Linked DNA regions of Mus musculus: all the other regions are linked to region 1. A link is a loop called in an ENCODE intact Hi-C map of the cell type or tissue named here. Cell type or tissue: heart. All regions are shown on one strand.

Region 1 (4,000 bases):
AAGCTTGTGAGGCTTGGTCCTGTGTAGGGTCGAACCGACCGCCTTCCCTAGCCCCCAGTCGCGCTCTGAGGGACGATCGCAGGTATTAGATAACCGCAAACGAGTTAGGCACTTCTTACAAAGAACTTATGGGACCCTAAACATCTGCTGTCGAGTTCAATTGAGAATGCTAACACCGTGACTCCTGGAGAGGGGCTGCCTGGCCAGGCGGTCAGTTTCAGAGGAATCAGGAGCCTCATGCGTGTTGCCCTTCGAACCTCTGGACTGACCGCCACGCCCAGTGGGAGAGAGTGTGATTCACAAAGGATGTGGAGTCCGCGCAGGGTGAAGCAGAGCGGGCAGATCCGTGCCGGCTGTCCCCAGCGCAGACCAGAGTGTCAGGCTCCAGGGCAACGAGGCCACTCTTGCTACCTGTAGAGACGCAACCCGAGCTGCATTCCGTTTAGCCGCTCCCCATCCTACTTTCGAATGCCCCGTGGTTTGCCCAAGTCTGGATTGATCCTAACAGATGGCCCGCAGAGATGTTTGGTTAGCCGCTGAAGGGTTGGGGGGGATATTCAGTCTGCCCTGTCTTTGTGCTCACCGCAGCCTATCTAAAACACCTTCAGATGATTGAGCGTCCTGTTTATTTTTCTGCAGTTTCTCTCTTCTGTCACACCTTACAGTTAAAGACCCTGTTTTTTATTTTTTCCTTTTAAAATATTTTCCTTATACATTTTAATTTTTAAACTCGCCGCACGCCAGTTTTCTAGCTTTCAGAAAGACACTCGGCATGTGGCTGGGTCTGGAACGTAAAGCTGTTGTGTCGTGTTTTTCTCTACCTCGTGTCCTCGGCTCTTTGTTTGGGTCCTAACGTCATAGGTGCTAGGAGAATATAAAAGGAAAAACACATTTACCAGAAGTGGGGTTCGAACCCACGCGGATATAAATCCATTGGATCTTAAGTCCAACGCCTTAACCACTCGGCCATTCTGGTACCTGAAAGAGCTAGATTTTATTTACCAGCAACTGGAGCAATACTGCAAGATTTAAAAGTTTTCAAAGAACCGTAAAATAATATTTTTTACTCATATAAAACAAAACAATGAAAAACAAAGTCACAGGGGAGGGAGGTTCGTAACCCTGATTATACCTCGCTCATTACTTCATTTCCGCATACAATAGCAATGTGATTGACGCTGGAAAGTGACTGAGAAAGCTCGCTGGTGGTAGTACCAAGATTACTGATTCTTCTATGGTGACGGACACTTGAAACGACGGCGATAACTTTCCTTTTTTATTTTAATGGGCATGTCAGGCAGGATGTTTTAATACTCATGGACTTCGGTACACTTTTCCTTCTTCCTAACTCCGGTCTTTTGTTCTTGCGTTATAACTCTCTTATTAAAATAAAAGCGACTCTGGTGGGACTCGAACCCACAACCTTTGAATGCCTCCATTTGTCTAGAAGTCCAATGCGCTATCCATTGCGCCACAGAGCCAGGTGTGTTTCTGTCTCCGTACTGTCTACATCAGAGCAGGAGCGTCGACTCGGGGGGACGAGCTCTCTCTTCCTCCATTAACCGTGGAGTGTGCAGCCGGAAGCGAGCAGCCGGGAGCGAGCGGAGCGGCGCCACTAGAAACCCCAGGTCCTGTTGGAAGTTCTCTGCGCAAGGTACAAAAACATCTTGATTCCAAGTCCCAGCGTCACCACAGTTCTACATGTAGTTAGTTGATATGGCATGCGACTCCTCCGCCCGGTTCCATAGTGTAGCGGTTATCACGTCTGCTTTACACGCAGAAGGTCCTGGGTTCGAGCCCCAGTGGAACCACGTGGTGTGCTAGTTAATTTTTTTCAGGTAGTTATTGCTGTAGCCTGTCTAGGTTATCTAATTTTGTTTCTGACGCATCTAAACGGTACTTTGAAGTCTCCTTTTGAAAGCACCCGTTTGTTTTCGGCGTTTAGAAAAATCTGTGTTTATTTTGAAATACTTCTTTAAGGGCAGATTACAAACTTTTCGTTGTTACCAGACTAGTTTTTAATCAAAGTTTTCTATTTTCATTATCCAATCTGAGAAGACCATTGTGGCACGTGGTTCCATAGTGTAGCGGTTATCACGTCTGCTTTACACGCAGAAGGTCCTGGGTTCGAGCCCCAGTGGAACCAGTGTAACTTTTCTTTCGTTATTAAAGCTATTTCAGTGTAATTCCCCCCCCCCCCTCCCCTCCCCGGAGAATTTGGATTTTGTGCGCGAGCTATTGCCGGTCCGCTGCCGGTGTGACTGCCCCCTTGTGGCCTCTTCTGGGATGTGCCGGTGAGGGGATTGTGTCTCCTGGTGCCTGCGTGGCTTTCAAATAGTAGGTCTTGGGTGTCTGATTCGCCTTGGGCCACTTTTAAAAGTTGCTTCCATTGCCTGATGAAGCACGCCTACAATCTCTGCTTTAAAATAATTAAAAAGTTGCTACTATCAGTGCTGATTAATTACAAGCCTCATATTGATCTTATTGATATACAAGTACATATTGAGAAATTATTGTCAGGCGCAAGGGAAGAGATTAAAAATCCTCCCTTTCATTTTTAATAGTCAGAAGTTTCTTTTGTGACTCCTAGAAGTATCTCATTATTGTTCTTCACAAGTGCGTCCCCTTACGGTGCACTTAGTAGCAGAAATTTCACATGGACCGAAGATTTAAACATTAGAAGTGTTTTGTTACGTGGTCATCAGGAACAAACAGCACAATTTTTAGAGCGTAATTTCAAAATAAGAACAGATTTTTCCAAGCAGAAAATTTAAAAGCCGGTAAATGATAACTAAAAGGATGGCGAATTTAACGGCGTAAAAACTTTCAATTTCTGTATTGGCACTGAATATCAGAAGACAAATAACAAAGTTGGGAAACGTGTTTGCAAAGCCTGTTCTCCCTGGGGTGGGGAGGGTCTCCGTGGTGGGATTGGGGTGGGGAGGGTCTCCGTGGCGGGGCTGGGGTGGGGAGGGTCTCCGTGGCGGGGCTGGGGTGGGGAGGGTCTCCGTGGCGGGGCTGGGGTGGGGAGGGTCTCCGTGGCGGGGCTGGGGTGGGGAGGGTCTCCGTGCTGGGATTGGGGTGGGGAGGGTCTTAGTGCAGTTCACGCAGGCAATCGCCTACTTTGGTAAAACTGCAGCGTTCGTGAGTGAGTGCGCAGTGACTGTCACGTGCAGAAGCCTACATCATGTGTTCTTCCTGCTTCCTCTTCAGAGAAGGTCCCTGAACCCTTGGGGTGGGTGGACAGATGAATCACAACCAGCCACGTATCTCAGCACTTGGCTGGTCAGCTTCTCTGAGTGTATGGCCGGGGCAGAGTTCCTAGCTAGAGTCTGGGTGTGACCCTTGAGGGAGTTACCTATGTGTCCTGTCCCTGTTTTCCTCTCTGCAAACGTGGGGGATAACCTCTTGTATGATTCTCAGGAGGGTTTGGTGAACTGACTCTCCACCGAGTCAGCAGACTTAACATCTTTGCTAATACTCTGGCAGGCACACTTGACACAGTTTGAGGACTATTTTGGTCTGTTTTCCCTTGTAGACATTTTTTTGGAAACTGCTAACTGCCAAATATGTCAGATATAGGTGCGGTGGGCTCATTTCTTTGGATTCTCTTTCTTCTTTATACTTACACTTTTTCTTTCCTTTTCATGAAATCTCTCTCTCTCTCTCTCTCTCTCTCTCTCTCTCTCTCTCTCTCTCTCTCTCACACACACACACACACACACACACAGATTTACGCATATATATATATATATAAATACAACACTGAGTATGTTTGCTGTTGTTTGTATACCATTTTGGGAGTGACTGCTTTGTCACTGGATAAGCAAATACAGGGAGCCTCTTTCTCTTTTTCTCAGTAGTCATAAGCAGCCTGTAGTTTTTCTGTCTAGGGCTAGAACCCCATCAGATTTTTCCTACCTGAGACTAGTAAGATCTTAGATTTTAGAGGGGAATCTAACGATACCATTTTACTAGGCCAGCATAATTCCTAACCAAT
Region 2 (4,000 bases), 240 kb before region 1:
ACTTTAATCAACTATTTCACCCAGCTTTTGTTCACTACCTTTATCTAGAAAGGGTTGGGCTGATATTTTGCTATTTCTTGCTGCTATTGTGTTTCTTCATTACTCTCCCACTTAAGAATGGCAACTGCTAGTGACTAGAGAGATGAATCAACTGTTAAGAGCTGTTCTTTCAGAGGACCTGTACGGGCAGTTTACAAGCATCTGCGCAGCAACTACAGCTCCCTCTTCTGGCCAGTGTGGGCACCTGCACATAGATGTAAATGTCTTGTTTATATGCAAATATCTTTTTAAATTGTCCCTTATAGTTACAAAGAACATAATTTCAAAATCTAAATGCCCAATACTACATAATACAACACTGAATTAACCTTAGTGGAAACTGTCCCTCGGCTCAGTGCTATTTTAAGTAGAGAGATAATAGTGAAGATAAGACAGGAAGGAGGAGGTTCTTCATTTCTTCATTTTTACACTCCTCCCAACCAAGATGCTTGCCTCTTATCACACCTTTGTTGACCTTCCTGGCATGGGTGGCACCTGTCGTGGAATGGATTACATCTCTTTTAAAAAGAGGGGACTTGGAGTTCTGACCACTCTCAGGTCTTTCAAAATGTGGCCTTTTGCCAGCGCAGAAGGAGGAATATCAATAAACAAGTTAAATTGTGTCCTGGGGTGGATTTGTAGAGTCTCTTAATACTTGGGAAGCAGATGTATTGCACAGGTGAATAGATTTGTAAGCAATTTCCCCAGTATATCTTATCCACAAGCATTGAAGGCTGTACTTACTGCTTGTGAAATTAATTCTTAAGAGCACACAGATTTAACATGATTTAAACACAACAGACATCAGTCTCATTTGCTAATTTCATCTGTCTCCTAAAAGCTTAGATACAAATCCTCTTGTTCTAATCACTACAAAGCTCCAGCCTCAGGAAAAATTATATGTCCAACATTTCCAAAAGGATAATTATACATTATTTCATTTCCCTTCCTTATTAAATTATGGTGTGGTCCATTCACTAGAGCAGCCAATCCCCTTAACGACCCAGCCATCCCTCCAGCTCCTTCTCTTGGATTTCTTAAAGGAAAAACTTTGAAGACAGAACATTACCCCTCTTCTGTGAAGACAAGGCTAAATCTTGAAACCAAACTGATCATTTATAGAAACAAATTAATCCTGTTAATCTATGCCAGCTTGAGATGACCACCATACCAAACCAAAACTGAAGCAATGATCAGCCTAGACCAGGACTGCTTAATTATGCATACTTTTTAGCGGACTCCCCACTCGATGCCCCAGTTTGTCCACTAGTTAAACTTAAAGGTGCCAGGTGTGGTGGTACATGCCTTTAATCCCACACTGTGTAGGCTGAGGCAGACAGATCTCTGTGAGTTCGAGGCCAGCCTATCTACATAGTGAGTTCTAGAACAGCCAGAACTACATAGAGATTTTGTCTCAAATAAATAAATAAATAAATAAATAGCTTAAAGCTCATATCAGGGCCATGAAAATGATCTTGAATGGTCATTGGAGTCCATCATTTATTATTTCAAATGAAGCTACCTTAAATTAATGGCTTTTCGAGGTTACTTTCTTTTAATTAGCATATTAAGGACAGGTGGGACTGCAGAGATGGCTCAGCGGTTAAGAGCACTGACTGCTCTTCCAGAGGTTTTGAGTTCAAATCCCAGAAACCACATGGTAGCTCACAACCATCTGTAATGAGATCTGATGCCCTCTTCTGGTGTGTCTGAGGACAGCTACAGTGTACTTATATATAATAAATAAATAAATCTTTTTTTTTTTTAATTATAAAAGTAAAAGGACAGGTGATCGAACCCAGCCGGTTGGGAATGCCCAAGCCAGTGCTTTTACCTTGAAAACTCCAGCTACAGCTCTTTTGATAGATTTGTCAAGACCAAACTCAGCAAGCGCACAGTAAATAAGCCAATGACAAATCAATAGCATCTTTCTATGTCCCTAGAGAAGAGACATAAATGTACGGAAAGTTAAGGGAACAACTTCTTACAAAACCTCGGGCTTTCGCAGCTTTCTACACCAAGGAGAAAACCCAGAGCTGTCACTAAACAGAAAAAAACTGAGAAGACCCTCGCGGAAACTTGAAACACCTCGGGCGTGGCTTGGCCTGTGGGACCTTTAACCCGCAGATAACCTGCTCCAGAACCAGGTGCTGGAAGTTTCCTCTACTTCCGTCAGGACTCTATAAAAGGTGGGACAGGATGACGTCACTTCCTGTCTTGTGTCCGCGGGCCGGCAAAGCTCTGAACTGGGAAAAGCCACTGTTGTAGTTGAGAGAAACCTGACCCGGCAGCACACGCGTGGCCATGTGGAGGCTGTTGACGCGCGTCCCCGCGCCGCTCCTGCGGATGCACTTTTCAGGTCAGAAACCTGTTTCATCTTTTAAAAAGGCATTTCCCCGATCTTCCTCCCCACATTCCAAAGTCTATGCTTACTGCGATAGGTCCTGCGCTTTCCTTACTTCTTCCACCTCCACTATGCGGAGGCCTGGGTCCTGGTCATGTGCGGGAGACGGTGCTCCGTGAGCCTAGTTGCTTCCTTGGAAGCCCATTTAGTGGAACTCGTACCCCCGTGCTTCTAGACACCTCTGTCAGGAGTGATCAGAGTGTAACAGTAATGGTTTGATTTGTCATTGTAGATTCTTGGGCAGCCCTTCCCACCAGTGCTGGTCTGAAGACGCTCCTCCCAGTTCCAACTTTTGAAAGTGAGTACCTGTCATTTCCACTTATTTTTCTCTGAGAAAAGGCATCGAAGGTGTGTTTGTGCTTCCTCCCTCCGTTGAGTGATTCAACAGATATATGTAAGGAAGGCAAACTGCAGCGAAGTCCCTCGATGTTGCAAAGCAGATAACTATTGGGCTAGTTCCCAGGCATCCTACCACTGATGTGTGGCCCATGATCTACCCAGTCAGCACTAACTGGGCATATATCAGATTTTTTTATCTTCTAAATAATAGTACAGATATGCAGACACTTAGCAATAGTAGCCAGGTGCTCTGCAGTCCTGTACATCTAACTTTTTAATGTACTAAAATCTCCAAAACTGCAAATGGCCTAGACATCTGAGGGTCTTCGGCACATAACTGTTAAACTACTGTGTGGGCTGGAGCAATGGCTCAGCAGTTAATAACACTTGTTGCTCTTGCAGAGAACCCAGGTTCAATTCTCAGAACCCACAAGATTGTTCATAACCATCTGGGACTCCAGCTTCAGGGGTTCCTACATCCTCTTCTGCACATTAATACATGCAGACAAAACACTCCTAACATTTTTGATAAATAAGGTGCTGTGTGTGCTTAGAAGTGCATACTAACTTGCAGATGTAAGAACGTATTACCAGGTCTCACAGTAGCTGCCCATAGAAGTCAGTGAAGGGAGAGTAGTTTTTGTAACTTGGAACAGCAACTTTATTATTCCATTAATGATCTGATGGCCCTTTGAGGCTTCCTGTTTTGTTTATTCTATCATGGAGCCATTCTTTCTCATATTTAATTTTTTTTTTGAGTCACAGTTGTTTTCCCCAGGATGTCATATAGAGGATAGTGACAAGAAAAATCCTACTTTGTAAGTTTACCAAGAAAAATACAACAGAAGGTTTTTTTTTTTTTCGTTTGTTTGTTTTGTTTTAATGGTATTTTTGCAATCTAGAGGAGCAGTGAGTTTTGTTTTGTTTTTGGTTTTGGTTTTTAAGAGCATGCTTCTGGCTTTGATGTTTTAACTGAAGTTCCTCTTCTTTAAAGTAGAGATTAGAATACCACTTGCCCAATTATGTTTCTTGGCCTAGCTGAAAATTATGTATGCTCCTGTTTTCAATTCTTTTTATTTTTAATTGCCTTTTATTTATTTTGTATGCATGCACTTGTGTGGGTGCGTATGTGTCAAGGCATATATCTGGAGGTCTGTGACTACTTTTGGGAGTCAGTTCTCTCCTTCTACCACGTGGGCCCTAAGGCTCCAACCCAGA
Region 3 (4,000 bases), 560 kb after region 1:
ACACAAGAAAAAAAAAAGAAAATGTTTTGACATTGCACCTCAAATGCATGGCATTTATCTGCAGTTTTGATATAATAAAAAACATTTTAGTTTCAGAGGACACAATCATTTGCCATGACAGAGCCTAAGAGTATTAGGCTCTGAATATCTCACACTACCACGATCAATTTAAAAATAACAGGAATTACAAATCATTTGGTCATTAATATCTCTCAATATCAATGGACTCAATTTCCCAATAAAAAGACACAAGCTAGCAAAATGGACGTGAAAACAAGATCCATCATTCTGCTGCATATAATAAGTAAATATACTCTGACATCAAAGACAGACATTACTTCATAGTAAAGGGCTAGAAAAAGATTTTCCAAGCAAATGGACCCAAGAAGCAATCTGGTATAGGCAGTCTAATTGCTATTGAAATAAGGAAGGTGGGTGTGTTTAAAACGTAAACAGTCTTCAGATGGCTCCCATTTGACTCTCTGTATGAGTTACATAATATCATGAAGAAACTATCCAGGAGTGAATATTGTACAAATTCCCTTCTTAGCAGACAATGTTTTTAAAATCATCTCACTTCTTCTGAACATAAAATATACCCTAGAAAGAACCACGCCACAGCTGTGCTAGCACATGCATGTGAAAATCATCTGGTAGGCCACAGGAAGTCTTGAGTTTTGTCACAAATGTGTAAAATCTAGTCTAGAGGGAGACTGTGGGACTGAGTAATGATGTAAACTGACTTACATTGTTAAAAACCATTCTAGAATCTATGTGAACTACAAACTCTGGGGTGTGGTAGATGTGGAAAAGAGCATATAGCTAGATATATGTTTTAGGTTTTCAGAGATGTTTGGGTTCTCCAAGGTGGTAGCAATAGTTGTAATCTGCTCAGTCTCTGTGAGCTGCTATGGAAACAGGTTAGTTGATTCTGTGGGTTTTCTTGTGGTATGCTTGACCCCTCTGACTCCTACCATCTTCCTCCCTTTCTTCTGCAGGATTGCCCAAGCTCTTCCTAATGTTTGGCTGTGGGTTTCTGCATCTGTGTTTCCATTCATTGCTGGGTAAAGCCTTTCTGCTAATGATTATGTTAGGCGTCTGTCTGCAAGTATGAATGAATATCTTTAGTAGTGTCAGGGGTTGGCTTCCTCACATGATATGGGTCTCAAGATGGACCAGTCATCCCTGGCCACCTCCACAATTTCTGCACCACTTTTCCCCAGACTATCTTGTAGGCAGGACAATTTGTAGGTAGAATGCTTTGTGGCTGGGTTAGTGTCCCAAACTGTTCATTGGAAATCTTGTCCAGTTATAGAAGATTACTGGTTCAGGCTCTGTATCCCCCATTGCTGGGGTCACCCTTATAGATTCCTGGGACTTTCCACTGCCCTAGTTCTTTAGCCATGCCCTAAGCATCCTCCTTCTTGCCCCATAACAGTTGTGTCTCCCAGTAATCTCTTCCCACTCCCTGCCTGGCTCCCTCCCTCCTCTTCCTCCTTTTTAATCACAGCTCATATTTCTGGAGTGGACACTCTCTTTATGAGTAGAAAATATTTACTCCCAATGATGCACATCTGGAAAAAAATCAATTTATTAGGTCATCGAGATGACTCAGCATCTGCTGCCAAGTCTGACTGAGTTTGATCCACTAGACTCACATGGTAGGAAAGAGCCTGAATTCCTGAAAGTTGTGACATGTGGCATACACACACATACACATATTACACACAAATAATAAATTTAATACATTTTTGAAAAATGAGTCTTTGACAAGGATTTGCAGCTTCTTTCTGATTTGTTCAAGTACTGAAGCTGGTCTGCTGTGGGGATGTTACCCCCTAGAAAGGCCCTGAGTCCTCCAGCCTTCCTCCTCCTAGCTCATTCTCTTCCTGCCTGCAGCCAGAAAGCATGTCACTAACCTGCTGCCCTGGTCTCTCTTGCTATTTGGAAGAAAATCCCTGGACCTGCCTGAAACCAGGAGGGAACCCAGATCTAGTCCTGGCTCCTCAGCTTCCCACTGAGTCCAGTTAGCATACCTCATTTGACTAGGCTCTAAAAGGAGATCCCTGGAGAGTAGAGGACCACACCCACTCGATTGGCGGGCTTCCTTGACTAGGCGGCCCTTAGAGACCAGGGCGGATGCACACTGCGCTTGCTCTGGTCCAGTCCCGCGCTCTGAATGCAGCCAATGGACTGAAGCACAGCTGGTTGCTGTTCAGAGAAAGGACCAATCCGCAGTCTCTCCACCCTCTGAACAAAGACGTCAAATGACAGTCTGGTTCTGTTTTTTCTAAAAGACCCGGGATTCCAGCGGCTGGAGCGAAGCTGCCATAGAGTGGAAAGATCCAGTAAGTAAAAAGCCACTTTAAGATTAATTTCTTCATGTCAGAATGTGGTGTGCAGCAAATATTCACCAATATATTTAGCAAGTCTATTTCATCTTGGAATAAAAATACACAAGTGACAAATACTGATTTCTTTCTCAGGCTTGCCTAGCAGGTGGAGTGGAAGCTATCCATATTCGAATAGGTGGTTACTACATTAACCTGATTTGTCTGCTGTTTCCATCAACATAACCCAGTATGTTCTGCTGAGGACTAGAAAATACCAGTCATCTTTAGTGTTCTTTAAGGGCACTGTGACGGTTTCCTCCCAAAAGCAGACTTAATGCTAGATGTTGGGTTCAAGTGTAGCTGGTCCTAGCTGTGAGCCAGGGAAGGTGGCAGGTCCATAAACAAACTGTGCTACTCTGAAATGAAGAGTGGGTGAAATCTCAGGCACACTGGTGGCATGGGGGAACTTCTAGCGCTGGAAAGCCCTTGGGACAGAGGCAGAAGGGCTAACCCATCTGAAGGACCCAGGGAGCCCAGGGTTGTTTTCAGCATTCTAGCCTCAGCGTGCTGGTATTGATGATGTGGTAGTGTAGGAAGAGGCAGGCTTAGATCAGCTCTGGTCTTTGCCTCTGGAAAGCCTTTCTGAGAGAAAAGTAAGTAGGCAAGAATGTGCACATGGCTAGCCAGAAAATAAGCGCCTTTAAGAGAGGGGGAAGTGAAGGTGGGGGAGGGAGACAAGGGGCTGGAGAGGAAGTTATTAGGCAATAGGGAGGGACGGATGTGGCTCAGAAGCCAGAAAGAGGCTTAAAGGGGCTTGGTGGGGCAGGGCGTTATTCAGAAATAGGGAGAGTGAGAAAGGCCAGGGGAAAGAAAAAGGGGGCAAGAGAAAGGGGAAGAAGATGGAGAAAGCAATTCCAGGAAACTGTTAGGGAGACCGAGGATGGGACTTGGTACAGGCCATATTGGTTTATTGCTCTACTAAAGAAAGATAGTACATGTAAGTACTTTGTCTTCTCAAATTATAATGTGGTATACTCGGAGGAATTTGTATTCACATCATTCTAACTGAAAAAGCAAGGAGGAGTGGAGGCAGGAGGGGATCATATGCCGGGCATGGTGGCGCACACCTTTCATCCCAGCACTGGGGAGGCAGAGGCAGGCAGATTTTTGAGTTTGAGGCCAGCCTGGTCTACAAAGTGAGTTTCAGGATCCCCAGAGCTATACAGAGAAACCCTGTCTCGAAAAACAAACAAACAAACAAACAAACAAACAAACAAACGAAGGAGGGGATCATACAATGAACTTCCAAATACCTATCATATAGCAAATAATTCTGTATTAGAGGATATTTCCACCATTTTTTTTTGAGACAAAGTCTCATTTAACTCAGGCTGGCTGTGGACATTTTAACCTGATCCTCCTCCACATTCTAATAAAATATGACCCAGCATGAATACCGAAAATCGTTTGTGTGGGGGTAGATATGGAATGATTCAGAATTGTTTAAGCATGTGCCTGTGAACTGCCAAATTCATATTTCTTTCTGTTAGCTTTTATATTTTACAATATGAACCATCAACAGACAGGGAACCTCACATTGTTTTTCTGGTTGAACAGAAATTTCTGCCCACCAAGATCAGCTAGTCCAGACCAGTTCCTCAAGTACT
Region 4 (4,000 bases), 190 kb before region 1:
GGCAGCCTGTATCACCGGGTGGGTTCCTAAAGTTTCACACTCGCCCTGCTCCATAGAATGTGCTCAGTAACTTACTAAATGAATCTATACCTCCAAAAATTGATGCTTCAGCACTTCCCTATATCAATCCCATTATGTCATTCAACCTTCATAACAGACCTATAAGGAAGGAAGATTCTCCCTTGACCGACAAGGAAATAGGCTCAAAAGAGTAAGTGACCTAAGCTTTTCAGCTTTTGTGCGGCAGACGACCACAGCTGTCTCCGGGGGTACAAGACAAAATAATTACAGACCACTGAATGGGAAGAGGGGTGCCATCTCAGCACCTAACAGGCTCACCGCTCCGGAAGTCACCCGGAACTCTCAACTACTCCGGGGATGGAGTAGCCCTGCCCGGTGCTCCGGGAGGGAAATAGAAAGGAGAGGAGGCCGGTTTGGGGCACAGTGCCAGGCGGCAGAAGACAGCTGGTGAGGTGAGCCCCCTGACTTCTCCATTAGCCCCGCTGATTTCAAGTCCCCGAGTGGGTCCAGCTCTGGAGGAACCCTGTCCAGCTTTGGGGGAGAAGGGGTAAGAGGGTTACGGGCGTCCAGGGAAATCGCAGCTAGGTGATGAATCACCGAGCACATGACCCTGCAGGGGAGGGGAGGGTGCAAAGCTCCGCGGGATGAGGCGGGGGCTTGGGCGGAGGGAGGCCTAGCGCGCAGAGCACCCCTGCGGCCTGGGTTAGGGGAACTAGGAGAAGCCCCTCTCCCACGCCACTTATCCTGATGACCGATCCCCGCAGCCCGGGGCCCGCCTGATCCCCCAAGCGCCGCGGACTCACGGCCTTCAGCTGCTCCAGCCGGTCCTTCATCCTGGCCCAGGTGAGGGCGGCGGGCGCCTTGTCTCAGGTGAGCGCGTCCCAAGTGAGCGGCCTGGAGCGGCGGCGGCTGCCGGCCGGGGCGAGAGAGCTGCTAGAGCGGGCGGAGGCGGGCGGCGGCCGCTCTCGAGGAGGAGCGTCCGAGGCCACCGAGGTCCGCCGCGCCGCCCCCTCCGGCCCCCGCCGGCGCCGCGCTCCAAATCCGGCTACGAGACCGCGCCGGCTCAGGGCTCGCCCGCCCCTGGGCCCGCCCCATACCTGGGCCGCTCCCCGAGCTCCTGCTTAAAGGGCCAGCGCGCTCCAGCGCCGGAAGCATTCCGGGCACACCTTCCCATGCCCCTCGAAAGGCAGAAACAAAAAAAAAAAAAAAAAAAGGCGGGGGTGGTCTGTCTGGCTTCGATTCCGTATTTTCCGCACTGTTCTTATTGTTCGGCCCTCTGCGGACTCCTCAGGTTGAAGACAAGCTGGTTCCTGCTCCCTTTGATGAGGGAAAACGTTCCGATGATGCTCAAGAGATATTCCGCCTTAAAGAAGGGACCTGTTGGGTATAAAATCTGTGCGGTTCGGGCTCAGAGACTTGTTCCCGTAGGGCGTAACTGCAGATGAGATGCCCTGGATCGGGCTGCGGCGAGGAATTTGGGGATTATGATGCTAGTGGTTGTGGGGCCTCTCGAAGTCGTGTAGGCGGTCCAGTCACCTTTTACTAACAATTTGAATAACTTGAGGGAATCTAGGAGAGTCCGTTTCCATAGCTATATAAATCAGAGGCTGCTTAGCAATTTTCTGCTTAGCCTGTACGAGAAAAGAAGCAACTGACTTTTAACTACCGGGCAGAGTTGTAGGATAAAGACGTTTGTTTGATTTGGAAAACTTAAGCCCACCTCTCTCCTCCTTGCTGTCAAGAGCCCTGGGATTTGAAGAATTTTTAGAAAAGTGTGGTTCTTCTCACTGCCCTTCCTCTTCAACGGTGCCCCTATTCCCTTCCCCTCCGTATTTGATTTGGGGATAACAAATGGCGTATCGACCAGAGTAGTGGTCAACAATTGGCGCTAGTGAAGACTTGGTCTCAAGTTCGAGAAGTATCCTCGACTTTGTGTTCAATCTTAAAGGCCATAGATACTTTCTAATTATAACCGGACTTTACCCTCTGCGATGTGCACGCTCCTACTGACTTCCTCCGCTGCCATAAAGGTAGTCAAGTAAGGCAGGGCTTGAGCTGTTAGAGCCAACTATGCGGTAATCAACTCTAATCCTCTATCTGACCTCCGGCTCCTGTCCTGACGCTGGCCCAGCGAGGACTGCGAAAGTTTCCACGCCCCCTGGTGGTCGTAACCCTACAGCTAGGGCTTGAACACCCCCACCCCAGCCCAGCAAACACTTGGAAAACCTTCCGCCACCGAGCTCATTCTCTAGCATCAGCCCTTAGGTTTTCTCCTTTCAGACAGAATCTCCCTGAATTGCCCAGGCAAGCTTTGAACTTGCCATTCTCCTGTTTCAACCTCTCCAGTAAGAGGGGTTACAGTGAAAAACTCTCGAAGTGTGGACGTCTGAAATCTGGACAGAAGTGAGGAAGGAGGATGGATTCATTTTGAAGCAAGAACAAAGGATTCCAGTTAAGACGCGATTGATTTTAGGCTGCAAAAAACGGCCCTGCAGTAAAGAACACTGACTGGAGGACCTGGGTTCAATTCCCAGCATCCACATGGTGACACACAGTTCCAGGGGATGCAACGCCCTCTTCTGGGCTCTGCAGAGGTTACACACATGTGGTATACAGACATAATGCAGGCAAAAACATTCATACAAGTAAAAAAAAAATTTTTTTAAGTCCCAGCAAATTATTTTAAAGGATATAATTGATTTCAACAGGGAAAAAATTGTGACTCTCATGCAAATATAAAATGAATATATTTTAATGTTTTAGCTTATTAGTGAAGCAACCAGTAAGAGGTTAAACTCATTCAGATCCACAGACAAACAGCAGGAAGGCTGGCATGAATAGGTTACTTGATGCAAAACTAGCTCTGGGGATGGGAGAAGAAACCGTGCTTCTCCTGTACACTAAGTCCTTATAATCTCCATGAATAGAAGCACTCTGCTTACTACCGATATCTAATTTACATAGCTGGACAATAGCTGTGATACAATGAAAGTCACAGACTATTATAGAATCAGAAAGGTGCATTAGATAAGGCCACCATAGGATACATAGCATGGAACAGCTTTTTGTTAGTGGTCACTGGTCATTTTAATTTGCTCAGTTTTTCTGTATACTCCCAAGGTAGTACCTTCCATGACTGAATGGTACCAGCTCTGTTAAAAAGTTATTATACAGAACAAGTTTTCTTCCCTATTACTTCTTGCCTTAATCCAGACACTTAAAAAAAAAAAAAAAAACATAAGTCAGAGCTTAAGAGATAGCTCAGTCAGTAAAGTGCTTCCTCCACAAATATGAGGACCGGAGTTCAATTCCCAGAACTTATAATAATAATAATAATAATAATAATGATAATAATAATAATAATCAAACACAGTGGCACATACTGGTAATTCCAGAACTGGGAAAGTAGAAACAGTGGATCCCTGAGATTTACCAGCCAGATCTACCTAGCTGTGAGCGCCAGGCCAGTGAAAGACATTGTCTCAAAAAACAATGAATGGCAGGGGGCGGGGAGGAGGGACAAACCTAAGGTGTTTCTAAAATTGGATGTCTTGAATTCCACCACCCTTAGAATATTCATTCTATTCTTAGAATTGAGGGAATCTACCCAACACATAGCACTAAGTACATATACTTAAAAGAAATTGGAGACATCTCAAACTAATTACGTAGCAGCACATCTAAAAACTCTAGAACAAAAAAAGAGAGAAAGAAAGAGAAAGAAAGAAAAAAGAAAAGAAAAGAAATTACACCCAAAGGGGGTACATGTTAATAAATAATCGAACTCGGGGCTGAAACAAATACAATACAATACAGAGAATCAATGAAACAAAAGTTGGTTCTTTGAAAAAAAATCAATAAGATTGATAAACTCTTATCCAAATTTAAAAAAAAAGGCAGAGAGTATTCAAATAAACAAAATTTGACATGAAAAGGGGGACATAACAACAGACACTGAGGAAATGCACTCCACCAAATT
Region 5 (4,000 bases), 580 kb after region 1:
CCCATGACTGGGGCCTAATTGGTTCTCAAGACTTGGGGGAAATTCAGGTGGCTGCTGCTCCTAAAAGAATAGCCTAGGGCACCAAGTTGTTTGACCAGTTTCACTCCAGCATTCCAAGTGACTAGGCATTCATTTCCTTAAAGAAAATAGGCCTGCCTAATTGACAATCCTGGTTGCGGCAATGCTTAATCTAAGCTGTGCTTCCTACCAAATTCCATATTCGCTCCTTAAAATTAATCTGTAAACATCCCAAGTCAAATTCTTACAATGTGTCCTGTCGTTTGCCCATAGGACTGACTTGTCTGCTATACTCTTCTCTACTGAGAGGCATGCTCTACCTTCTCAGCTCTCAATCTATGACTTTTCTTAGATTTATTTATTTATTTTATATGTATAGGTGTTTTTGTCTCTGTGTATGCCTATACACTAGGTATATGCCTAATGCCTAGGAATCCAGAAGAAGGCATGAGCTCCTCTGGAATTTGGAGCTATAATTGGAGGGTTGTGAGCTGCCATGGCTGGTCTGGGAATTGAACTCCAGATCCTCTGGAAGAAATGCTCATAACCCTGGAACCAACTCTCTAGCTTGTCAACATGTAATCAATAACTATCTTTTCTATTACATATTCTGCTCTGTACATTCCAGAACCTGAGAGGATTCCCTGATTTGTGGAATCAAATTCTGTCAACCAAGAAACACATGCAGTGGGCAAAGGAAGAGGATTAAAAGTCCCCACTGACACACATGTTAATACGTCTGACTATGAGCTAGCGATCCCAATGGCTCTTCAGTATTACTCAAGTTATTCTCAGCAAAGGAGAAAAAAGGATGGGCTGTTACATTGGGTAAGCAAGTCCCATGGCCCTGCAGAAAAGGGATGTAGCTATAGCTACCAGATACATGACTTACTAGTGTGGATATTAATCATGTCAGCAATAAAGGACTTCTGTGGTACATAGCTTTGCGTTAACCAAATCATTAGAAATCCATTCAGTTTAATACAAACCAGTTATCCAACACCAAAGATAGAATCATGTAGGTGATTTCTTTTTTCTAACTCTGAACCCACTCTTTGTCTACCTCCTCCTCAGCTGCTTTTGGGGGAGGGAGATAAAACATACCTCTGAGAGGTTTCTATTCCAGGGGGGCTCTGGGGGCCATGCAAAATTGTATACCCATGTTGGGAGGAATTCAGAAAGGGGCTCAACAGTATTATTTTGACTCATTCAACGAAGTCACAGTATCCCTCACTTTCCAACAAGGAGGAAAAAATACGAACATCAAAGCCTGGTCAGTCTGACAGAACCAATGGGAGGAAGCACGGTGCATGAGGCCAACACCTGGACCTGGGTATTCTGTAGCATTGAGAGTTACGTGGAGAGAAATGGATGCTGGCGTGAAAAGGTGCTGACAATCAAGTTTCCCTTCTCTATCTCCCCACAGCTGCACTTCTCTACTCTAGCTGGCCTGTACCAGAGTCTTTGATTTCCTGGGCTTCTAAGCAGGTGTATGGGGTAAAAGCCCCTGATTTTCATTTTGATTCTGTTAGTGGGAAGGAAACAATAGAATCAAACTGATGTAGGTTAGGTGATACTTTTGATGGGGAAGGAAGATAAAGGGAACCCAAAGAATAGGATCATTTGGATGGACTCAATACTTGATGCAGAAGAGGACCTCTTGTTTGACATCTGCTCCACTTGGACATGTCGATTGCCCTCTGGGCCTGCATGTAGGCTAGCAAAATAAAAGTGTGCTAAGGAGGTGGAAAAGCCCAGCTGTGGTGAGAGACTCAAGTCTGCAGGCCTGCTTAGAGACCATTTCCTAACACAACATTGCCACCTATTGGATGGAGCTGTGAGGTACATTCCCTCCCAATGGCAGCCAGGATCCTGTGTCAAAACAGACAGGTCACAAGGAGGCTTTCTTCTATTGGCATCCTTTTTGGGCAATGACTCAACTGATATTTCATAACAATGAAAGTATGCCATTTAAATATATAGTTTAACCAAGATTTTAGCCTGCATAGTCTTAGTGTTATTGATTTAACCAAAAACCAACCAACCAACCAACAAAACATAAGAGCCTTGCTGAAGGCAATTTACAAGTTTTTCACTCTGAATTCACAACAGGGGTCCTGGCACACACACACACACACACACACACACACACACACACACACACACCTTATGGAAATAGATCAAAACCAAGGATAATCAGGATATATGAACACCAGACTTATTTGAGGATCTTTATCCAGAGATGGTAAAGGCACATTCTCAAATCTTCCATACCTTATCAGGAAGAAGGATGTATGCCACCTGATAGATTTTTGGGTCAGTGAAGGAGGACAGGAATGTGGTTAACATTTAAATGATGTATCTAAGCCTTTCCTGTTACTCTTTTGGCCATATTTGATGGCTCATTGAAAGTTTTATCCACTTGAGGAAAGCATGGCAGATGGTCTAAGACAGCCAAGGAAGGGAGGTTTTGGTCATGGCAGCATAGAAGATGCCAACACTGCGAGACATGCTAGAGAAGGATGAGGAGAATGGACAGCGCCAGAGAGATGCAACTGAGATAAAAAAAACAAAAATATCATATCATATCACTGGATACAGAAAAGCATTCAGCAAAATTAAACAATAATTCACAAGCACTCTCAGCAAACTAGGAATAGAGCTTAATTTCTCAGTATGATAAAGAACTTTAAAAACCCTACATCTATTATGATATGTAATGATAGGAGACCTAAATGCTTTCCTGCCAAGATCAAACATGAGGCTATGATGTTTACTGTCACCACTCCAATTCAATACTAGAAGTCCTAGCTGATGTAATACAAGAAATACATAACACATGTATTAAAAGGGAAGAGAAAGGCTCTTTACAGAATACGTTTGTCTATGTATCTTAAAAAATTCCTAAATAATGAACAATAGCCACAAAAAGTTGCTGGGCCGGATGGATAAATGATTTAGTTCACTGTTGATGTTCTAACAATGTACATGAGGCTGAGGTACTTTTCTTTCCTTCCTTCTTTGTTTCTTTGTTTCTTTGTTTCTTTGTTTCTTTGTTTCTTTCTTTCTTTCTTTCTTTCTTTCTTTCTTTCTTTCTTTCTTTCTTTCTTTGTTTTTATGTGTATGGATGTTTTGCCTGCATGTATGTCTGTGCAGTACATGTGTGTCTGATGCCATGGAGCCAGGAGGAAGTTGTCAGATGCATTGGGACTGGAGTTACAAACAATTGTGAGCTGTCATCTCTCTAGCCCTGGTCTGGGTTATTTTTGAATAGTAGAAATTTGTTACTGTATCTGTGGAGACTGGGAAATCCAAGATCTAAGGACTTATGTCTCTGGTAAACCTCACTGCTTCCAAGATAGTGCCATTTGTTGCATCTTTTGATGACAGAAGGTGGAAGGACAAAGAGGCTTGATCTTTAATGAAGTACTAATGTCAATCATGACAGCTCAGCCTGGTAATCTTACTCCACTGAGCCTTAGGTAACATCTTACCAACATGCACGTTGTGGAGGGATCTATGTATATTGAGACCAGAGTGAAAATTGAAGCAACTGTAGAGTGAACAGATAATAACAAAAAATTCTTATTTACCAGCAATTAGCAATTGGAATCTGACATTTAAAACAATGTTTTTTACTCTGAGTGTGTCCTACTTATAATATTCCAACTTAGCTTATTATTACAGTTTGTGAATCAACAGTATATACTACTGATAGGGGACGAACACATATATAAATAGAATTGAATAGAGAGATTTTGAAAATGGATAGGTTCACGGAATATTTGCAGGTGTATTTGACAAAGGTACCAAAGAAATTCAGATGAAACTTTTTCATAAATCACACTGGAGCAAGAAGTCCCCAAAGTCCCAACAGAAAGAAAAGGCAAGGAGGGAGGGAGGGAGGGAGGGAGGGAGGGAGGGAGGGAGGGAGGGAGGGAGGGAGGGATCATTTTCCACATAATAATTAATTTAAATTGTA
Region 6 (4,000 bases), 100 kb before region 1:
GTCTCCTTTATAACCTCGCAGACCTTTTATAGCACGTGATGGCGACTCGTGTCATCCTGAGTGGATAAAGCAACTACTAAGATGAGTAGTCCACATACTTGAGGGTGTGTCTGAAGATTTTGTCAGAGAAAATTAGATCATGAGCACTGTAATCTAATGAAGAGAGTGTCGTGATTATAATGAGTGATTCAAACTATGAGGGTTTGGAATTGTGATGCCATTCCTGGGAAGTCCTGGAAGGTCAGAGGAAGTGGCAGCTGGTGTGTGCCCCTTGGAAGCTTAATCTTTTTTTTTTTAATTAGATATTTACTTTATTTACATTTCAAATGGTGTCCCCTTTCCTGATTTCCCTCGGAAAACTCCCTAGTCCCTCCCCACCTCCCCCTGGTCACCAACCCACCCTGCTTCCTGGCCCTGGAATTCCCCTATACTGGGGCTTAGAGCCTTCACAGGACCAAGGGCCTCTCCTCTCATTGATGAGCGGCTAGGCCATCCTCTGCTACATATGCAGCTAGAGCCACGAATCCCACCATGTGTGCTCTGTGGTTGGTGATTTAGTCCCTGGGAGCTCTGGGGATACTGGTTAGTTCATACTGTTGTTCATATTGTTGTTCCTCCTATGGAGCTGCAAACCCTTTCATCTCCTTAGGCTCTTTCTCTAGCACCTTCACTGGGGACCCTGTGGGAAACTGAATCTTAAACCTCTTCTATAGCTCAGGTTTTTTCTTCTTCTACAAGAAACAAATGGCCCTTGCCACACACTCCCACTCCAAAACTTGCTAGCACCAAGCACAAATTGCACCCTCAGAAACCTGAATCCAAATTAACATTTCCCCATTTAAACTGTCTACTCAGATATTTTGGTCACAGCACAAAACTAATAGTAGCAAGCCAACAAAAGACGTTTTGTAAATGAGGGGTGGCAGGCTTAAAAAAAGAAGTTATGTCCAGAGTTTGCTAGCTCTTGGTCTACATAGCCTCTCAGTACTTGGGTAATTGTGAAAACCTGTTACCTCACAAATGAAAGTTTGTTTCATAACTCTTGAAAATTACTTATTAGCTTACCTTGCCTTCTCTTCAAGAGTCAATTCTATTTGCTCTTAAGTGATCAGATTTGGGGATTCAGATATCTTAGCTGCCAACTTTGCAACAGTTTCCGGTGGGCAGCTTAAGGCTATCTACTTCTCTCTAACCTCCAGGTTCCTTATCTAGAGAGCAGAGAATGTAACTATTCGATTACTACTTAGTGAGGTAGATATAATTTTACCCATTTTACGAAAGAAAACCTGAAGGGTCAGATGTTTAGAAAGACATGCCCAGTTTCACGCAGCAGTGAAAAAACACGTTTCCCAATCCAGAACTTCTATTTTCAAATCCAATGCTTATAGTAAACTAGTTGATTAATCCAGTCACGCTAACAGTAACGTGTTAAGGAATTAAAGTTCACCATTCATTCCCAGGTGAGACAACCGCCTGAGTGACACTCGTGAGGCAGAGGCAGGCGGATCTCTGCGAGGACAGCCTAGTCTACAGAGTGAATAACAAGACAGCCAAGGCTACACAGAGAAACCCTGGCTCAAAAATAAAATAAAAAATAAGACACCCTCTCAAACGGTCTCGCTACAGGCAATAAAGCACCAAAGCAGCAGACTTCTAGAACCAGGGTGCTGAGGCGGAAGCTGAACAAACTCCGCTGGGCTTCATCCTCAGCGGAAATGGCTGTCCACAGCGCCCAAGCTCACCGACCTTGCTGCGGTGACCCCAGCCCCAAGGCTGCGCGGCCCGTTAGGGCTCTCCCGCTTTCCAACGGGGTGAAGGGCCTGGCATCTAAAAATATCACCTTAGATAATCCTTGTTAAATGTGCCTTCGTCTTTTTCCTAAAACCAAACGCTGTCAACACTTTGGCCTCTATCAATCACAGCCTTGGCCTCCCGACTGATTCAGCCAGCGACCTGTCCCTTTCCAAGAATACTGACTTGCCATACTAGTCCCCCCTCACAGACCAAGTCAAGGCACCCCGAGGAGGACACTGGACGTTAAATGAAATCACCCAAGAATAAATCCCCGATGTTCTCTGCTGAGACGCTTCGGGGGTCGCATCCTGTGACATTCACAAGGCTTTTCTCCGCCCAATCAGTGACGGGAACCTCGTGACTCAAAAGCACTGCGCAACTGTGCAGTTAGGAAAACGGAGGAGGAGCCGCAAGCCGGGGCTCTCTGGGTCATCCCTCTCCGACGGCCCGCGCGTGCGCAGTGTCTCGCCTAGGGATCTCTTTCCCGCCGCTCACACTAGGAAGCCAAACGCCAAATCTGTCCCCGCGCAGCTGCCGCCGCCGGGGCGCCCGCCCAGCCCGAGGCGCGCCTGCGCACGTCCCCACGCACGCTCCGGCGTACGGCGGCGGCCAGGGGTCGCGAGCCGGTGGGAGACCCGCGCGCGCGGAGCAGCCCGGGGAGTCGGCGCTTCTTTTCCCTCCCTCCCCCCACTCCCCTCCCCGCTCCCTTCCCCCCTCCCCAAGAATGTTCCGCTACGAGGTGAGTGGCTGCGACCGGAAGTGACCCCTCCCTCGCCCGCGCGCCCCTTTTTTTTTCCTCTGCTCGCCCGTCGCGCGGGTCTTGTGCGGCTGAGGAGGGGGCAGGGCGCGGGCGGCTGGGAACCCCGCTTCGGCCGCGAGGCTCGGGTGCGGCCCGCAGCGCACCGCGGAGGGGCGGGACTGGCGAGAGCCGGCCGCTGGTTTGCGGCGGGGAGAGCCCGTTAAGTGCGGTAACCTGACCCTTGGCTTGCGCCTCTGCTCGCGGAGCTGCCTTGGAGACCTGCATGGCTCCTACCCGGTGGTTTTTCCTGAGGCAGAATCCCCGGGGAATGCCCACGGAAGCGTTTCCCGCCCTGCCCCCGGAACCCCTTCACCCGGATTACACACAGCCCTGTGCACGCGGGCTGCCGTCAGGTGGAGGGGCAGGGACTGGTCCTCGGGCTGAGACTTCAGTCGGCTTGGAAAGAAGGCTGGGAGTGGGGAGGGGGGCGTGTCCCGCAGAAGTTCCTTCTAGGAGAAGGGAGAAAAAGTGTGGGTTTGGCGACGTTGTTTGGAGAACGGAGCTGTTTGCTGACCGTCTCTTACTGCTGTGTGACCTTGAGCAACTCCTACTCTTGGGGCCAAACAGACTCCGGATTTGTAGTTTAAGGACTGAGCTAGGGAAATCCTTACCGAGTCATCCTGATTTGGTCCAGTAGATGATTGCCATTTCATAGAGAGTTGCTAGAAGTTGCTTCTGGTGTGGAGGCAGTTGCAGGGCTGGCTCTTTAGGGGGAGGAAGATTGGGTAGAAACGGCCCCTAAAAGTTCCCAGGTAAGTTATATCACAAGCTGTTCCCCTAGAGTGTGGAATTCCAATTTGGAATCTTTAAACATTGGAAACAGTAGAAAGCTTGAGCTTACACTTGTGACTCAACTCACTTTTTGTAAACATGAGGAGAGATGATGAGATACTGTGAATAGAAGTTGCCAGAAGCAAAGAAAACTTAGTAAACTGAATAAATCTGTATTGGGATAAGTGATTGAAATTAGGATATACCAAGCTTGTCTAGTGATTTTTACTCCCTGGAGACTGCGGCAAGAGAATCAGGAGTTCTAAGCCAGACTGTACCTAGAGAAATAGTAACTAAAACAAAATAAATTAGAGCATACCCAAGATGTGATGGGGATTCTAGTTTTTGTTCAGCTTTCTAAAATCTTTGCTGTGTTTAATCCTCACACAGATTTCTTTCAAAGTTGTGTTTGGCTCAGAATTACAGTTTAAGGCACAGAGGTATAATACCTAGTACAGAGTCTGAGACATAGAGGTGTCTGGGAGCTGGAGAGATGGCTGCTCTTCCACAAACCCCTGGTTCAGTTCCCAGCACCCACATGGCAGCTCACAGCTTGTAACTACAGTTCCAGGGGACCTAGCATTATCACATAGACAACTTTGTAAGTGTAGAAAGAAGTTGTGATTGTTTTTTAAC
Region 7 (4,000 bases), 780 kb after region 1:
AATAATGCATTAAATTTCTCATCTCCCTTTTAAATGTCATTTTATTTGGAAGAGATTAATCAAGGTCAGAGTTCAGTAAACTGACACTCAAAACTGCATGTCTCAAAGGATAAATAGAATATGAATTTAAAAAATGTGTTGTCAAAGAACATCTGCAAACCAAATGAGTACTAATCAATGTTTCCTTCAAGGTCCTTGAAGACAAGGCCAGATCTAATTCAGCCTTCTACACCCTAGAGGAGTAACAGTACTAGCCCTAGTTACTTTTCAAACAACGACTGCAAAGCTGGAATGTATGTGTTGACATCTCTCTGATTTGTGGGCCACTGAATAAGTGAAATGTGCAAGAAAAACAATGAAAGTTAATTTTTAAGAATCTGATAAAATGGTATAATTGTAAATACATGAGCAAGGGATAAGTCTGAAAGCAAACGGAGGTAGAGATCACCATAACTATAGTACTAGACGAAAAGGAACATTAAGACTGCTTCTTCCTCTTCACAAGAAAAACAGTGATCAAAAGACTAATCCAAGTAATCATATTCATCCAAAATCAACTGTTTCTACCATTGCATTATAAGACTCAAGGTCCATTAGCACTTCCTACGATGTAGGGAAAAGTTAAACACTATTCTAGGTATAATTTCACTTGATTCAGATGTACTTAACTCTCAAGTGGCAGGTTTATGTAAGGTAATATAAAACCACAACACTACAAAATATATACAAAAACACCACTATAAAGTACTCCTGCCTCTGTTAGGCTATCACTCCTCAAAATAACAAGTTGAATTTATTATTTTAGTGTGTAAGACATTGTGTGGTTTATTTAACACACACAAACTCAGGCCATAGAGGTAATTCCCCATATAACTGTGTACAGAGGACACATAGGTTAAAAGATTTTGCCTAAGGAATTTATGCCCAATTAAGATTAATGGTTTACATATTTTCAAGTTTGTGAGATTAAATACATTAAGATTTTTGTAAAAATGTACATACAGCAGTTACAACTTTCAATTCAGCTTAAAAATTTGTAAGGACAGTTTTACTCTCCACAGAACTATAGTTCCCAAGTTTTCTTAAAGAAGTTAACTTCCTTAAGTCACATTCAAAACCCGGGAAAACACTTGTAGCAAAATATGATACACTTGGATTTTATTCCTGAAGTGTCTCATGCAACTGTTCTAAGTCATAGATTTAATTCTGGAGCAAGCTTGTTTTTAAGCTTTAAAAATTTTCTAGGTCTAAGGTAAGCCAAGCCCTTGCACTGTCTCTACTGGAAGGTTGAAGGTTATCTGAAACCGAAATTCCTGTTCTTTGATTTTCTGTCTTTTTCTTACTTGTAAATCAAGTGACATAATACTCTTAAACAGTGAATAACTAATCTGATTAAAACGTGTAACTTATAAACTCATGTACTTAATTATTCTTAAGCATTACTCTAATGAGCAATTTAAAATATTTTTGCTCCTGGCCATCTGTTAAGGGCCTCTAATTAGTTCAAAGTAGTAATTCAGATCAATGTAATTTTAAGAATAAGTACCTACGTTAAAATATCCGCATAAAGAAAAAGTTTATATACTAGTAAAAAGAACTACACATCTAGTTTAGTTGTAGAAAATACTTGTAATTTGCACAACGGTGTTTTCCTCTGACGACCAGACTATTTAGAAGGGCGAGGAAGGCTACTTTCTAAGTGGCTCGAATGCTAAGTTAAGAACAGGTAAAAACACTCTTCAGGGCTAGTATGGTGCGGCTGATTTCCTAACGGGGATGTGATGTAACACTGGAAGCGATAGGCTGACAAAGGGGGTGCAGAAGCCAGAGTGAGGACCGAGCAGGCGGGAGGCAGAGGGCGTGCAGCCTGCACTGGGCGACTTCGGGCGTGGGCTGGCGGCCACAGGCAGTGAAGCAGCCGGAGCCCGGCCGCCAGCGGCGTGACATCTGGCGTGCCGAGCCGGCAGGGGGCAGAGCAAGCAGGGTGTCACGTGGAGCGGGCGCTACGGGAGCCGGGAGGGGAGAGAGAACTAGAGGGGGGTCTTCCCCAACGCTTCAAAGACTGTTACTCACTGGAGTCGCGGACTCTTCTTGCCCTGAGCAGGAGACGGGGGCTTCGCGGCCGCGGGCTGATGCCCTGGGCCGTCGGGAGGCCTGTTGCTGGGGCTGCTCCTCCGCCGGCGGGGATACTCGGCCTTTCTCCGGCGGGACACAGCGGCAGCGGCGGCGGCGGCGGCCGCAGCGGTCCGGCCGCGGTCCCGACCTCCCCTCAGCACGCGGCTGCTCGCGGTCTCTGCAGGCGCCGCCGGCGCCGCCGCCGCGCCGGGCCGGAGCTCCTCCGAAGCCGCGTCGGCCGCCGCTGCTGGGCCCCCTTCCTGGTCCTGCTGCTCCGGGGATCGCGGCTCCTCCGTCTCCCCCGGCATCGGGGCTCGTCCGTCCCCCACCCCTGCGTCCCAGGCGGTGGAGGCGGCGGCGCCCGCGGCGCAGCTCCCCCCGCCCCCCTCGGCTCCCGGAGCGTCCGGCTCCCTCACTCCGGAGCGCCTCTCTCCCCCCCGCCCCTCCGCCCGTTCCGAGGGCGCCCCCCCCCACCCGCCCCCTGCCACTCAAGCCAGCGACCGCCGGCGGCGCGCACGCGCGCACCCGGACGGACACGCAGCGGGCCAATCGGAGGGGAGGATCGGCCCCCCTGGCCCGGCCCCTCGCGGTCTCACACGCAGCAGCGCACTCGGTGCCCTCCCCCACCCCTTCCTCCAACCAATCAGGAAACGGCTCCGAGGGAGAGCGCGAGGTTTCCTTGCCCGCGCGCCCGTTCTCACCGTTAAACGGCTGCGTCTCGCGACAATCCCAAAGTGACCTTTCTCCCCCCCCACTTTGGAGTTCGGCTCAAGCTAGGGGCGGTGGGAGGGGCAGGGCTGGCGAGGGCGGAGGCGAGGACAAAACGCACCGTTCTCAGCCGCGCGCGCACCCCCCTGCCGGCTGCGCGCGCACCTGCCTCCCGGAGGCGCCGCTGTCCCCTCAAGGGTTCTTACTAGCCTAAGAAGTAGCCTGGACGTTATCCCGCCTCCACCCAGACCCCCACCTTCCTGCTCTGGCCTTTCTGTCCCCAGCGCCGCCAGCTCTCGAGGGGAGAAGTGGTAAATTATTTGAGTTGCAGCTTCTCCTTTAAGAAAAAAAAGGCCCTGTCCGTTGCCGGATGAAAGTCTCTGAAAAAATGGCGGCGATAGGATAGAGGCGGGGCCGAGGGGACAGCGCGGGATAGTCGTGAGGCGCACGCGCAGGGCCAACTTCGCCGAGGGCACTCTGGGAGACGTAGTCCTATTTACTCTGCGCTTCCAGAGAAATCATGGGAAACTAGAGGCAGAGGGAAGGCTGGGAGCGTCTATCTGAGGTCTGAGATTACGTTTTAGCGAGGCATTGCTTCCGGGTTAGGTCGCGACGCCTGCGTACAACTGGCAAAAATATTGAGCCAATTACAGGCTAGGGGTCCCTGGGAGAGAATCCTACTTCTTTTAATCTTTTTTTGTGTAAGTGCTCCGAAGTGCCCTCGTCATAGTCTTTACTTACTTCGGTCTGGTCATTTGACGCCTCCTCTGCGACCTGTTAGCTACGCTCCTTTTTATTCCTCCATCTTGTGTTGAGCCTCTCACTTGTGAAGCCCAGGAGGTTAGGGACTCGTTCTGCGTCTGTCAACTTAATTTTAATAAAACGTGTAGGACGAAGTGTAAAGTTGTTTCCTGGTAGGGATGGGGCGCCACGGAATTGCCGTTGGCTGTGGTGCTGGAGCTGGAGAGCCGGTTAGCGTGACTCACTGATTTTTTTGTGGATAAGTTAGCTGTCGCTCACGTTCTCCACCCCGAGGCTGAATGCCTTTGCGGTCTGTAGATGTTTCTGCGGCACAGGAAACACAGTCATAATAGCAGCTCTGACTAGCGTTTACAGCTAAGTACCTTCCTGATGGGGAAAGGGGGCTTTCCAATCGTTCAAACCGCAACTGGTGGTA

The links. A loop is a pair of places that touch in the nucleus more often than their neighbours do. Peaks named below come from ENCODE experiments on the same cell type or tissue, not always from the same donor. Only the 100,000 strongest peaks of a DNase experiment are listed, where the experiment ranks them.
Region 2: a loop joins it to region 1, with 6 times the contacts of the local background. A loop is called at or near these places in 21 of 42 quality-filtered maps.
Region 3: it touches region 1 in a loop (4-fold over the local background); 8 of 42 quality-filtered maps call a loop at or near these places.
Region 4: it touches region 1 in a loop (5-fold over the local background); 9 of 42 quality-filtered maps call a loop at or near these places.
Region 5: it touches region 1 in a loop (3.0-fold over the local background); 10 of 42 quality-filtered maps call a loop at or near these places.
Region 6: it touches region 1 in a loop (6-fold over the local background); 11 of 42 quality-filtered maps call a loop at or near these places.
Region 7: it touches region 1 in a loop (5-fold over the local background); 17 of 42 quality-filtered maps call a loop at or near these places.

The regions. Positions count from the first base shown.
Region 1 is chr19:12,010,193-12,014,192 of GRCm38, forward strand. It overlaps n-TLtaa4 (a tRNA gene), which reads right to left and starts at 976; the gene lies at 894-976. It overlaps n-TRtct1 (a tRNA gene), which reads right to left and starts at 1,481; the gene lies at 1,396-1,481. It overlaps n-TVtac1 (a tRNA gene), which reads left to right and starts at 1,739; the gene lies at 1,739-1,811. It overlaps n-TVtac2 (a tRNA gene), which reads left to right and starts at 2,074; the gene lies at 2,074-2,146. It also overlaps Gm31151. In heart, a CTCF peak has its summit at 2,314 (motif pointing left); DNase peaks (open chromatin) are centred at 389, 1,669, 2,219, 3,249 and 1 weaker place; H3K4me3 peaks cover 3,559 bases; H3K27ac peaks cover 3,292 bases.
Region 2 is chr19:11,768,127-11,772,126 of GRCm38, forward strand. It overlaps Mrpl16 (mitochondrial ribosomal protein L16), which reads left to right and starts at 2,289. Exons shown (of 4, transcript NM_025606.3): 1 at 2,289-2,398; 2 at 2,676-2,741. The coding sequence starts at 2,344. In heart, a CTCF peak has its summit at 227 (motif pointing left); a DNase peak (open chromatin) is centred at 2,235; H3K4me3 peaks cover 1,508 bases; H3K27ac peaks cover 954 bases.
Region 3 is chr19:12,571,233-12,575,232 of GRCm38, forward strand. Fam111a (family with sequence similarity 111, member A) reads left to right here and starts at 2,293. Exons shown (of 4, transcript NM_026640.2): 1 at 2,293-2,348. In heart, no CTCF peak of the experiment used is centred here; DNase peaks (open chromatin) are centred at 2,139 and 3,119; H3K4me3 peaks cover 1,860 bases; H3K27ac peaks cover 1,402 bases.
Region 4 is chr19:11,817,868-11,821,867 of GRCm38, forward strand. Stx3 (syntaxin 3) reads right to left here and starts at 1,536. Exons shown (of 11, transcript NM_152220.2): 1 at 825-1,536. The coding sequence starts at 854. It overlaps Gm41810 (a long non-coding RNA gene), which reads left to right. Exons shown (of 2, transcript XR_003952942.1): 1 at 1-473; 2 at 786-4,000. In heart, a CTCF peak has its summit at 2,179 (motif pointing left); DNase peaks (open chromatin) are centred at 524, 954 and 2,164; H3K4me3 peaks cover 2,604 bases; H3K27ac peaks cover 1,295 bases.
Region 5 is chr19:12,590,287-12,594,286 of GRCm38, forward strand. The region is part of intron 1 of A330040F15Rik (RIKEN cDNA A330040F15 gene); the gene reads right to left. Among named protein-coding and RNA genes, the nearest start is that of A330040F15Rik, 4.3 kb to the right of the region's middle. In heart, a CTCF peak has its summit at 1,846; a DNase peak (open chromatin) is centred at 1,865.
Region 6 is chr19:11,910,045-11,914,044 of GRCm38, forward strand. Patl1 (protein associated with topoisomerase II homolog 1 (yeast)) reads left to right here and starts at 2,355. Exons shown (of 19, transcript NM_172635.3): 1 at 2,355-2,533. The coding sequence starts at 2,519. Gm31092 (a long non-coding RNA gene) reads right to left here and starts at 2,363. Exons shown (of 2, transcript XR_386559.3): 1 at 2,052-2,363. In heart, no CTCF peak of the experiment used is centred here; DNase peaks (open chromatin) are centred at 2,257 and 2,827; H3K4me3 peaks cover 2,903 bases; H3K27ac peaks cover 2,076 bases.
Region 7 is chr19:12,792,911-12,796,910 of GRCm38, forward strand. Zfp91 (zinc finger protein 91) reads right to left here and starts at 3,213. Exons shown (of 11, transcript NM_053009.3): 1 at 2,074-3,213. The coding sequence starts at 2,423. It overlaps Gm44505 (predicted readthrough transcript (NMD candidate), 44505), which reads right to left and starts at 3,213. Exons shown (of 13, transcript NR_024093.1): 1 at 2,074-3,213. It also overlaps a transcript of Lpxn not described here. In heart, CTCF peaks have their summits at 1,948 (motif pointing right) and 2,962; DNase peaks (open chromatin) are centred at 1,901, 2,731, 3,321 and 3,831; H3K4me3 peaks cover 3,865 bases; H3K27ac peaks cover 2,599 bases.